Regions from separate parts of the Homo sapiens genome. Here region 2 is linked to region 1. Evidence: read pairs that join two places in POLR2A ChIA-PET (ENCODE). Cell type or tissue: OCI-LY7. All regions are shown on one strand. Links, peaks and the distances in the headings refer to the core of each region. The heading gives the core; the rest is flanking DNA.

Evidence for each region. Peaks named below come from ENCODE experiments on the same cell type or tissue, not always from the same donor. Only the 100,000 strongest peaks of a DNase experiment are listed, where the experiment ranks them.
Region 2: POLR2A ChIA-PET joins it to region 1 with 5 read pairs; 4 of 35 experiments call an interaction of 5 or more read pairs at or near these places.

The regions. Positions count from the first base shown.
Region 1 is chr1:167,327,636-167,330,566 of GRCh38, forward strand. The region is part of intron 1 of POU2F1 (POU class 2 homeobox 1); the gene reads left to right. Among named protein-coding and RNA genes, the nearest start is that of POU2F1, 110 kb to the left of the region's middle. RefSeq lists an enhancer at 82-2,174. In OCI-LY7, for the core only: no CTCF peak of the experiment used is centred there; DNase peaks (open chromatin) are centred at 836, 1,316 and 1,746; H3K4me3 peaks cover 2,500 bases; H3K27ac peaks cover 2,500 bases.
Region 2 is chr1:167,408,158-167,411,088 of GRCh38, forward strand. The region is part of intron 13 of POU2F1 (POU class 2 homeobox 1); the gene reads left to right. Among named protein-coding and RNA genes, the nearest start is that of CD247, 110 kb to the right of the region's middle. In OCI-LY7, for the core only: a CTCF peak has its summit at 1,216; a DNase peak (open chromatin) is centred at 1,214.

The sequences.
Region 1 (2,931 bases), core at 192-2,691:
CACACCTGACTTTTAAACACAATGTCTTTGCTGCCGTTTACTGGTTTCTTCACTACACGGAAAACAAACCATTCAGTCTGCTGCTTTACCACCTCTCAGCAATTCCCTACGTGTTTAACTCATCCATAATGCATAGGAATAGCCAAGAGCACAGATTCTGATATCAGAAAATTCTAGTTTTAAATCCTGATTCCGAATTACTAGTGTGACATTGGATAAAGTGTTTTAGTTCTCTGTGCCTCAGTTTCCTTACTTTAATAATATATAAGGAAAGAAAGGGGTAATAATGCTTATTACTCCATGGAGATTTTATAAATCTCCTGAATTGTCTGTGATGATTAGGCTGTTGTCATTGTAATGCCTAAAAAATTTTGGGTTGATGACTTACCTTGTAAATATACTTTAAATTGAATAAACATATAGTTTAGTAAGGATTATATATATGTATGTATGTTCATTAAGTGAAATATACTTGAGAATACCAAGTAATTCCACAATTTACATGGCCCACCCTTTGACAATAGAGATTCTAAGTAACAAACTGTCTTCTTTCTACTTGAGATTTATTTTCATGGGGGAAGGATACTGCATAATATGTAGCATTCAACTAATCTATTCTGTTAATTTGGTAATATAAAAAGATTTGTAGATAATGAATTTCTATACTCTTTAAGATACTTTATACACCTTGCACTGCTTCTGGGTTTACTGTTGCCTCGTTTTAAAGTGGGACTTTCTCTTGACGGAAGTGTGTTAAGAATTGGAAAATTCCCTATCAGTAGACTAGCACCATCTTGACAGCCTTGTGTTCTGCTTCTACCTTGCTAATTGTTTCCTTGGGATTATTTGGATTGTGTAGAAAGCTTTTTGCAAATCCTCTTATTACTGAAGTCATTGTTGCCAGCAGGAATAAGATTAAAGGTGCTTAAGTCTGTAGGGTTGTTTCTAATTTGTACGTGTCATTTCAGTGGCATTTTAACAGAACTCTGTCTCCTGTACCTCCCTTCTCCCTTGGTACTATCTCCAGTTAGGTCCAAGAAGCCAGGCCATTGGAAGAAGTCTCATTTTATCCTCCTAATTATTATGCTGGCACTCAGGAGATAATTTTTCCCTTCATGCACTGCCAATTAATATGCAAATAGCCTGATAAATATTTATGCAACGATTTAAATTATGCAGGGAGTGCTTTCAGTATATTCTGTAAATGAATTGTTCATGGACTTCAAAGTGCTGGCTGCTGTGCTAACGAGGAGAGATTTGCATAAGGCCCTAATCACGCGCATACTGATTAAGCTTCATTATGGAAACTGCCAGCTGCAATCTTTGTTTCTATTTTATTACAAAAAGAGGAACTTTTTCATGCTTCAGTTGCCTTGACAATGTCAGTCCTAGCTGGTAGGAGAGACTAAAACTCCTCTGAGCAACTGAAGTTTCCTTATTCAGTTGAAGATTGCTATGGTGTAACAGAAGTTGTATTTTGCTTTTCCCCTTAATCCACTTTCCACCCTACGCAACCCCCCTCTTTTCGCTTAAGAACATACTGTAGATTTGTTAGAAATAGTAGTACCTTCTTTCCCCACCCCAAACTGCTACCTGTTTCTTCCTTGTTTGGACTCTCTGCTCCTCTAGAAGATTTCACAGCAATGCTGGACTGCAGTGACTATGTTCTAGGTGGGTACCAGCACAGTTCTTTTCTTAGAAGCTTTAATATGGAAATAGAGTGTGTCGGGTTGACTATGCATAAATGCTTAATCGCATATGCAGCCTGTGGCGGGGGAGGGGGAGAGTTGGACTGAGCAGGGAAGGAGGAAAGCATTTGCAAAGCACAAGCTTACTTGAATTTGCAGTAGGTCCCTCCCTGTGACTAGCTCTTCTGATTCAGAGGGTATCGTTAGTAAATACAGTTAATTTAGAGTTCAGCTCGAATGAATATTTTTGCTTTTTGGAAATTCCTATTGAGAACATTTCATGTAGTTATAAAAACATCTTAAATCTGAAACAAGGCATAGAACTGTACATATATAATATATACATATTAATAAAAATGTTTTTCATACCTAATGAGAACGTCTTATACAAAAACCAAAATGCTCAGTGAAAAATAAGGTTGAGTCACAATGCAGAATAGTTTTTATAAATGTTAATAAAGAGGGTAATTGTACTGGTTGCTGCAACAGATCTGTTGATCGATTTCCAGATTTTAGAAACTATTAACTTTTCAAATTTTTGCTAGGATTAGTCCTCTTTTTAATTTTTTTAAAATCAACTATATACTCTAGATAACTACAACTTTAAATGTTGGAAAACCTTTTTAGAGTTTTCTCTGTAGAACAGCAAGCCTTTTGGAGTGGAAGATGTCCAGCTTAAATTTGTTAAAACCATCTTTGGTGATGAAGATTTCAAATAAATCAAGGCACTTTGATTTTTAGATATATGGTGGCTAATGGTGGTCATATTTTGTGTGGAGTTATGTCTGTTTATATGCAGAATTATTGAGACTTTTTTAGTTACTCTAGTCACCTGGAAAGTTAAATGATATGAACTCCGGGACTTGGATATCTTACATTTAAAACTTTTGCAAATGACTTTTTTCCTATATTGTCATTTTCTGCACTTGAAAATTAAAGCTGCTCCTGTCACCTTCATAGTTGCCAAAGATAAAGTAAAATGATACTTCTGAAAACGTTTGAATTCTTATGCATAAGGCATGGCCTAAACCCAGGGTAGCAGTATCTGCCCAGCACAGTAAAAGCCACTATGTAAAGAGTGAATGACAGAAACAACAAATTTATGTCAGGAATTCAATCTTGTATTTACTCTTTGACATTTACTTAGTTAACAATTCAAAAAAAGGAAAGAAAAATACCTTTTTGGAATATTTTTAACACATCATTTTAGAAGTAGAAATTACATCTCTTACTTTCAGTTAAT
Region 2 (2,931 bases), core at 233-2,732, 81 kb after region 1:
AGTGCAGATTAAAACTGTAATGAGATACTACTTTGTACTCACTAGAATGGCTATAATCAAAAAGACCCAAGATGATAAATGTTGGGAAGGATGTGGAGAAACTGGAACTTTCATGCATTGCTTGTAGGAATGTAGAATGATACAGCTTCGGAAAACATCTTGGCAGTTCTTTTAAACATAAATTTACCGTCCTACCCAGCAATTTCCCCAAGAGAAATGAAGACATTTCTACACAAAAACTTCAATGTGAATGTTTATATAGCAGCCTTATTTATAATATCCAAGAACTGGAAACAAACCAGTGCTCATCAACTGGTGAATGAATAAACAAAATGTGTTATATCTACACAGTGGAATATTATTCAGCCATAAAAATTAATGAGGTGTTGATTCGTGCTACAATGTGGATGAACCTTGAAAACAGAATGTTAAGTAAAAGAAGCCAGATGCAAGAGACTACATATTGTATGATTCCATTTGTGTGAAATGTCCACAAAAATCTAGAGACAAAAAGCAGATAACTAGGTAGGAGTGTGACATGATTACAAACAGGCACAAGGGATCTTTTTTGGGAGTGGAAATGTCATAATCTGGATTGTGATGATGGTTGTATAACTGTAAGTTGATTAAAAGTCATCAAATTTTAAAGCTGGATGAATTTTCATGTGCTTACTAGTCACTCCTATATCTTCCTTGTTAAAATGTCTACTAACATTTGTCCATTTAAAAATCTAAGTTGTTTATATTCTTACTATTGAGTTGTAAGAATTGTTTATACATTCTGACACAATTCCAGTTCCTTTATTGGATATGTGATCTGCAAATGTTTTCTCTCAGTCTGTGGCTTTTGAAGCGCAAAAGATTTTACTTTTGATGAAGTTGAGTTCACTGATTTTTCTTTTCTTTTATGGATCATTCTCTTGGTGCTGTGTCTGTGAACTCTTTGCTTAACCCAGGGTCACAAAGATTTTGTCCTACTTTATTTACTAGAAGCTTTATAGTTTCAGCTCTTATATTTAGGCCTTTGATCTGTTTTAGTTAATTTTTATGCACAGTGTAAGGTAAAGATCTAAATTCCTCTTTCTGCATATGGATATCCAGTTTATAAGTTGTATCTCAATAAAAGCTGTTTGAGAAAAGACAAGACAGGGCGGGAAGCACAGGGAAGTGCCAGGTACTATATACACACCTTGACTATAGCTTCCTACTGCCCCTGTGAGGTGGTTGGTGGTATCTTATTTTGCTGTTGAGGACATTGAGGCTCAGCAACAATAAGTTCACTAGTCAAAGTTACCCAAGTAATTAAATTGCCAAGTTGCCAAGAATTTACAGTCATGAAATACATATATTGATGAAAACATGACTCACTGACTGGGATAATTAATTTGAAGATAATTTTAAGTTGTTATACCATAATGCTTATTTATATAACATTTATATTGGAGACGCCTAGAACAATTTTGAATGCTTCTGGAGTCATCATCTTCTGGCCTAGGTTAAATTCACTGATAAAATTTGACTGGGATTTTCTTTGTAAACTTAAGGGATTTAAGAAAACAGTTGGTGAATGATTTGAAGGTGGCTGGAGAGTAAAGAAATAACTATTTTAAGCCTTTTGAGCTCAAGATATTAGGACTTATAAAAATAGGCAATTCAATTTCAGAACTTTGAAAGGGAAGTAGTACCCATAGGTAAAATCAGGTTAGATAAGGTGAGAAATTGGTCAAAAAAAGATTGAAAGTACATTGAAATTGCTTAGCATGGAAGAGAAATAAAAGATGTTCACCTTACTATGTGACAGGGGGCATGTCTTAAGAGAAGATTAAAGCGAAAAAGGGTATATGAATCTGCCTAACACAGGACCCTACACAGCATCCAGTGTTCAGTGGTTGATTGTTCTGAGAGATTTAGAACCAAAGAAGTAATGAACGAAAATAGGATTCATAGTATCTACAAAGATGTAATGATATTTAGGGGCAGTGGCAATAAAAATAAATCACTTATATTTTTCAGAAGGGTAGACAGAGGAAGAAAGCCTTCCTTTTTATTTAACAATAAGAACATTATGTTTACCTCATTCATTTGGCAGCCACTTTTGCACAGCTTTATAGGAGGTGAAGAAAGTAGTCAGTGCTGAAATAAATGATGTCTGAGTCTCTCCCAACCCTGTGACATGTGATAAAAACTGAAGAGTGGAAGTGAGAGTTCAATTCTAGATGTTCTTAGTACAGACCAGAAGAAGGTTTTAAAACAGATTTTTGGAAGGACAAAATTGCCTGAATTTGTAACAAGATTGTTATGAAAGAAGAGCATGTTCTGAAGCTTGGTAAAAGATTTCATCACCAAAAAATGTTATTATTATTATTATTATTATTTTTAACGGAGTCTTACTTCGTCACCCAGACTGGAGTGTAATGGCGTCATCTCGGCTCACTGCAACCTCCACCTCTTGGGCTCAAGCAGTTCTCCTGCCTCAGCCTCCTGAGTAGCTGGGATTACAGGCGCCCACCACCATGCCTGGCTAATTTTTGTATTTTTAATAGAGACGGGGTTTCACCACATTGGCCAGGCTGGTTTCGAGCTCCTGACCTCAAATGATCCACTCACCTCAGCCTCCCAAAGTGCTGGGATCACAAGCGTGAGCCACCACACCTGGCCTTGTCTTACCATTTTCAGTGGGGCTACTAGAAATTTTTAAATTACATATGTCTTGTATTTCTGTTAGACAACACTGATCTCAAACATTAAATAATCCCAGCAAATGTGTTTTAGTGTTTAGTAATGATATATTTAATGTCAGTTAGTCATTTATATCCAAATGTTCATTCTCCTTAAACCAAAAGCATATTCAGGCACTTTTTTCTAAGACCTCACAAATAATTTCTTTTTTTTTTTTTTCTTGAGATGGAGTCTTGCTCTGTCGCCAGGCTG